Linked DNA regions of Mus musculus: region 1 is linked to region 2. The links are chromatin contacts, found by POLR2A ChIA-PET in ENCODE. All regions are on one chromosome and are shown on one strand. The core of a region is the stretch at or near the end of the contact, and the rest is flanking DNA. Distances in the headings are between cores, read along the strand shown. Region 1 has its middle 25 kb from the start of Myh9. Region 2 overlaps Myh9 (myosin, heavy polypeptide 9, non-muscle).

What was found. ChIA-PET counts read pairs that join two places held with the same protein, here RNA polymerase II (POLR2A).
Region 1: POLR2A ChIA-PET joins it to region 2 with 16 read pairs in embryonic stem cell. The contact joins two enhancer-like sites. POLR2A ChIA-PET finds 5 or more read pairs at or near these places in 4 of 5 experiments (Patski and embryonic stem cell).

Annotation. Positions count from the first base shown.
Region 1 is chr15:77,865,228-77,868,592 of GRCm38, forward strand. No RefSeq gene overlaps it. Among named protein-coding and RNA genes, the nearest start is that of Myh9, 25 kb to the left of the region's middle. Within about 2 kb of position 1,750, at least 1 of the 3 ENCODE cell types and tissues checked has a DNase peak (open chromatin) inside an H3K27ac peak, as active enhancers do.
Region 2 is chr15:77,802,499-77,805,863 of GRCm38, forward strand. All of the region lies in intron 3 of Myh9 (myosin, heavy polypeptide 9, non-muscle), which reads right to left. Among named protein-coding and RNA genes, the nearest start is that of Myh9, 38 kb to the right of the region's middle. Within about 2 kb of position 1,418, at least 3 of the 3 ENCODE cell types and tissues checked have a DNase peak (open chromatin) inside an H3K27ac peak, as active enhancers do.

The sequences.
Region 1 (3,365 bases), core at 500-2,999, 63 kb after region 2:
TATATGCCTCAGTACAGGGGAATCCCAGGGCCAAAAAGGGGGAGTGGGTGGGTAGGGGATTGGGGGGGGTGGGTATGGGGGACTTTTAGGATAGCATTGAAAATGTAAACGAGGAAAATACCTAATACAAAAATAAATTTAAAAAAAGAAAGAAAAATAACTTGTTTTGGAGAAAATAACTTGTTTTGAAAAATAACTTGTGGTCTTTTTGCTTCTGCCTCCTGAATGCCAAGACAACCACTTTTTTTTTTTCCTTTAAATATAGCCCAGGTTGGCCCATAGTTCACTATGTAGTTAAGGATGACCTTGAACTCCTGATTGTCTTGCCTTTGCCGTCTCAGTGCTGGGATTATGGACAGGGACCACCAGCCCTACCCCTCCACCCCGATCCACATCATAGGTTGTGCTGAGGATCAAGTTCGGGGCTTGGGGGATGCTCAACGAGCACTCTCCCAACTGAGCTGCTTTCTCCCTCCGTCACTGCCCTTTTTCAGTGCTTAGAGGATTGTGGTAGAGCACATGTAACAACAACAACAACAAATCATTTTAAACAGGCACAGTGATGCACTTGTGTAATTCCGGCACTCTGGAGGCCAAGGCAGTAGGAGTAAGAGCTCCAGGCTAGGGTTGGAGAGACGGCTCAGCGGTTAAGAGCACTGACTGCTCTTCCAGAGGTCCTGAGTTCAAATCCCAATGACCACATGATCTGATGCCCTCTTCTGGGGTGCCTGAAGACAACTACAGTGTACTTACATATAGTAAATAATTAAATCTTTGGGCTGGAGCAAGTGGGGAGGAGAGAGAAGGAAAAAAAAAAGAGCTCTAGGCAAGTTGGAGACGGTCTCATACAACAGATATCTTGGGAAGCTACTCACTCTAATCCTAATTCATATGCTCACAGGCTGTGTCCTATGTGTCCTTAGCTTTCCTTTTTTGTGTCTCATTTCTTCTCCTATCCAGTGAAGATAATGGTGGCACCTACCCCAACAGTGCTCCAAGCAGCACCTAGGACAAACTATGTCCTCAGTATTGTTTACTGCGATCATTTCTACATTGGTTACTTTGGAGTGAAGGTGGCAGGAGAAGTTTGCTCTTCTCTGAGGTCTCAGTCTTTTCTCCAGCTTTTATCAACTCAATGGCCCTGGATGGTCCATGCTTCAGATCTCAGGGCAGAGAAGGAGAAAAGAGAGCCTGTCAGCGGGCCCCTGTGTGCTGCTGTGTGACTTAAAACCAGTAAGTGTACCTCTCTGTGTTAGCATTGCCTGTCCACGAAAAAGATAAGCTCCTTCTATCTTACAGGCAGAGGTCGGGAGTAAAAGAATCAGTGAATGTGACTAGAGAGATGCTGTTTATCTGGCTTTATCATCTTCCATTCAACTATGATGGGGGGGGGCAGAGCTTTGCTGGCTCCTTTCCTTGCTTGTTGCTGGCCCCGTGAAGGACCAGAAAATGCTGTCTCCAAGGACTACTGCTCTGGTCCACGTGACCAGGATGAAAGTCCTTAACAAAAGGCCACCCTGGCCTCTCACGCTGGCTGGCCTGGCTGGCGGAAGAGCCTTTGCCCTCCTTTCGGAGCCTCAGCTGGGGTGGGGGTGGGGGCGTCAGGGAGATGCTCAGAGTGATAAACAAGGAGGGAGCGGAAAATAAAACCCCCAAATGTGTTTACTCTGAGATGAGAGAGCACTGCTTTCAGGCTGACCACAAGGCCTTGTGAGTACAAAAGCCACATGTCTGGGAACATCCTGGAATGTCACAAGTTGCAGAGGCAAGCAAAGGCTTTCTGGGGCCAAGGGCAGGCAGGACCAGGACTCCACCCTGGAGGAACCTTTCTCATACCTTCTCTGATTCCCAGGTGGGTTCACAGCCATGAGTCCTCGACTATCACACACCAACATCGGCTAAGCCAAGTCAAGCCCTGGAGTACACCTTATTGCCGGGGTCCCTGTCTACTCGCCCTGCCTGCCTCCATGCCTCTGCTCTGTAGGATCCTACTGGGTCACCTTGTCACCTTTGAACATCCTCAGTTTAACAGTTTAACTCCAATTCTCCCCCTTCCCCCCCCCCCCCGGGAAACCCTCCCCCCCCCCCCCCTCAGACAAGAGTTTTCTGTATAGCTCCCTTTAGCCTGGAACTTGCTAATTTACTATGTAGATGAGGCTGACCTCCAACTCACAGAGATCCTCCTGCCTGAGAGTCACATGTGCCACCACACCCAGCTCTCCAATTCATCCTTTTTTGTTTGGTTTTCGTTTTCTTTTTTTTTTTTTTTTTTTTTTTTTTTTTTTTTGGTTTTTCGAGACAGGGTTTCTCTGTATAGCCCTGGCTGTCCTGGAACTCACTCTGTAGATCAGGCTGGCCTCAAACTCAGAAATCTGCCTGCCTCTGCCTCCCGAGTGCTGGGATTAAAGGTGCGCGCCACCACCGCCCAGCCCCATTCTTTTTTTTTTTTTTAAAGAAAGATTTATTTATTTATTATATCTAGGTACACTGTAGCTGTCTTCAGATGCACCAGAAGAGGGCGTCAGATCTCATTACGGATGGCTCTAAGCCACCATGTGGTTCCTGGGAATTGAACTCAGGACCTCTGGAAGAGCAGTCAGTGCTCCTAACCACTGAGCCATCTCTCCAGCCGTTGTTTTTGTTTTTTTTAGGATATGGTTTCCCTGGGTATCCCTGGAACTTGAACTGTCCTGGAACTTAGTCTGTACACCAGGCTGGCCTAGAACCTAGAGATTCACCTGCCTCTCTGCCTTCCAAGTACCAACTCACCCTTAAAGCTGGTCAGGGCCAGAGAGATGGCTCACTGGATAAAAGCAACTGCAACCAAGCCTGATGACCTATGATCAATGCTTAGCACTCACAGAGTAGAAGAAGAAAATGGAATCCTGGAAGTAGTCCTCTGACCTCCACATGGGCTCTGTAGCACAGGGGTGCTGGGAACCTGACTGAGGTCTTCTGCAAGACTGACACATACTCGTAACTGCTGAGCCTCTCCAGTCTCATTAGTTAGTTAGTTTGTTTGTTTGCTTGTTTTCCAAGACAGAGTCTCTCTGTCCTGGCTGTCCTGCTGGAACCAGCTCTGTACACCAGGCTGGCCGGAAACTCACAGAGATCTGCCTGCCTCTGCGACTGCCTCCCGAGTGCTGGGATTATTTTATTTCTGAGGAGTGAAGGGAGCTGAGCTGAGGTAACTTTACCCTTCCATGTATCAAATGGCCTTTGGCCCTGTGTGAAAGTTCTCTTCCATGGCTCGGCTGCCTCTTCTCTTATCCCTGCTCCCATTCCCCTTCCTGTCTTGCAAATGCTCCTTCATGGACCTCAGTTCACACCCCGCCCCCAACAACCATGCAAAATGCGGCTTAGCA
Region 2 (3,365 bases), core at 168-2,667:
ACAGAGCACTGTCTGGCCCTAGTACACTGACTAGGCCATAGCCCTACCACAGTCTCTGCCAGAACCTAGGAGGGCAGGACACACACTGGTACAGCAATGCCGACAGCAGGCAAACATGGTCTGCCCACTGGATTTTACAGTGGATTTTTAAAAGACAAGTTTTGTGTATGTGTATGTCTATGTGCCTGGTGTCCTCCAAAGCCAAAGAGGGCACTGGACCCCCTAGAACTGGAGTTACGGACATTTGTGAGCTACCAAGCGGATGCAAGGGACTCAAACCCTGGCCCTCTGGCCCCTACAGATGGATTTCTCAAATTTACCTCTGCTGGATAAGGGTGCACTGACTCACAAAATCATGAGGTCAGCTTTCCAGTAGTTACTCTCAAAGTAGCTTTGCTGGCCCAGATCAAAGCATGAGTCGAGGTGGGAGCTGTTGAGTTTTGGTGAAAACCATAAAGCTGAGTTGTGAAAAAGAATCTATTGAGCTAGGGATATGGATCAGCAGATTACTTTATTTGAAAGTAATCTACTGGGTTCAATCTCCAGCACAAAAAAAAGAAAAGAAGCCAACAAAAAGGACCTATATATCACCGCTCGTCTTTAGAGAGCAGAGCCTAGATGTGAGACCACGAGAACAGGTAAGATTATACAGTAGCTCACTCCAGCAGCAGACCTGCCATCCAGGGGGCAGCCATGAGCAGGCTCCTAGCTCCACAGTGCCTGAGGGAGGAAGAGAGACCTGGAGCTCTCCTAGAACACCACAAAGGCTACTATCAGCCCAAGGCCTCACTTCTGCAGGGCTGAGGCCCCTCTGAAATACCATGCAGCCAGTGAACAGACTGGAAGGCAGTGTCAGGACCAGGCGTTGGAAAGGTCCATGGAAGCTGTGTATTCAGTCCTCTACTGCCCCGTCCTCTAGTACCTGGCACACAGGCCTGCACTGCCCTACACCCACTCCTGAAACTCTAGCCTAGCCATGCTGGGTGGAGCTTGAAAGGCAGAGACAAAAATGAAGACTCTATAGATGGGCCAATTAGCTAGTGAAAGAGCAAGGGTCCTGCTTTATCCAATCTAAACTCCATTGTCTTCCCAGAGACAGTCCCTCTTGTTCACAAGGCTTTTCCCTACAGCTGAGGCTAAGAGGCCCAGCAGACCCTCGAATGTAGCCTACAGAGTGCTTTGTGGGCTTCTAAACCCCAGGGCACATCACTTCTGTGTCGCTGTCAGAAGGCCCCCATCCTGTCATCTGGTACTCCTAGGTACCAGTCAGCAGTCTGCCCAGCAGGACCTATGGTCTGCATGTGTAGATGGTCTACAGTGTACAGGACACAGGAGGCATGAGGCTAGCCCTGTGTCACACAGACACTGAGCATGGCCCTCCTCAGGAAAGCCACACTGTCTCCTGAGGCACACGATCAGGCACAGGGCTGGCTCCACACTTCCCAGCAGACAGTGGGGCCTTTGTGAGAAGGCTGGCAGGGCTTAGCCCTCCTGGCCAGCACATTCCTGCTTAAGTGGAGTCATCACATCTGTGGCTTCCTACTGCTCCAGTTCCAAGGCTGCCACTCAGAACCTAAAATACTCTCCCAGCCTCTGATGAGTCGGGGCTTTTCCTCAAGACCTGGAACCAGATGAGCAGATACCGAGAGGTGAAGGGAGGTCTTTCTCTCTCGTGTACACATGCCCCCACCTAACTGCTAGACTACCAAGAATTCCTTCAAGGACTAGTCAGAAAAGAGGGCAACGGTGGCCATGATCTCCTTGTTCAGAAAAATCAAGACACCCCCCCAACCCCCAGTTCTAATAGATGACAATCAGCTATCACTCTTGAGCCCATCCCTTCACCTGTGAGCCAGGGGACCATGCTTAGATGGGAAGGGCACACGCCAAGCTTGCTGTCACTGCTTACCCAGCAAGGTCAGTCAACCACCCAGAGGAAAGTGGTCATTCAGTTACCAACCACTTCCAGGGCAGCTTCCAGAGAAGCAAAGATGGGATGGAGAGAAGGCTGGCTAGCACATTGCAAAGGGCAAGCCTGCAATGCAAGCCAACTCTGCTGCCCGCCCTACAAACCCTGTGTGTGAGCTCACTGAAATGCCAGCATCCCTGAGAGGGAGCCAGACCTGGCTCAGAGCTAACAAGAAGCACAGCTTCTTTTCTACCTGCATTGGGAGAATAACTGAGCTCAAGCCAAATTCTCTCACTGACCAGACCAACACTCACTCACTCTTACCAACAAGAGCTCCAGAGAAAGCCAAAAGCTTCCCCACCCCCAGTCCACACACGGGGTTGCCTCTGCCTGCCTGATTTCCACACACGGCCCCCGTGCCTGCCCTGGGATGCGCCTGCACCCTACGTACCCGGGGCAGCAACACCAGCTCTCACCTGGTTCCTGAGGCTGACATGCCTCCTAATAGCCAAGGCTGCAAAAATGAAACAAATGGAGAGGCAGAGCCAGAGTGGTAAGTATGCAAACACAGCTCTAATTAAACCCAAGGCTGGAGAGTAAAACAACAAACAAAACTGTGCAGGCACGTCTGGGCCACAGCAGAACCACTTATTAACACAGCGCGGCCAAGGTTCCCGTGGGCTCTACCTCCACCGTGCCTTCGCTGCCATACCACAGCCTCAGCAGCCACAGCTTCCCTGAACCCCAAGACACCTGACACCTGTTGCCACTGCCCTGGCACCAGGCAGCAGCAGCTTGCCTTGCTATGCCCCAGACATGTCGGCAAACATCTTCTCTATCCTTCTGGACAGCCGGCCCCCTCCAGGAACAGCGTAGTAGACTAGCCCTTTTGGTATCCCTGCATTCCTTATCACCTGTTTGTGTGGCCTAAGCCAGACACCGTACCCTTCAATGCCCTATCCGGTATCCATGGCAGACAATACTAATCTATTCCAGCATTCTTTGGATTGGGTTTCAAACCCTTGACAGTACAGGGTCAAGACGACCTATGAAGCTTAGTCTAAGGATTTTCAACTGGGGACAATTTTGTCCATCAGGGAACATCTAATGGAAGTGGCTAGGGATGATTTTTTTTTTTGGGTGGTCACAACTAGGGAGCATGAAAGAGGCCAGGATAACGACCATGCATCCTACAGTATCCCAAGTGTCGTGTCTGACCAATAAAAATAGGTAAAGTTCCTTATAACCTGCCATCCAAAGCAGGGTGAAACTGAAGGACCCACAAGACAGTGACCAAGACCAAACAGGCAAACCCCAGCAGCAAACAGGCTTCAGAGACAAGGGCCCTGGGAGGGCTCAAAAAGTCTGTCTCATGAAAGTCCCCAGACAAAGCCACCACCAAGCACCCTATTTGGTAAAATGAATGCTAGTATGTCATAAGCCACAGCCAACTCAG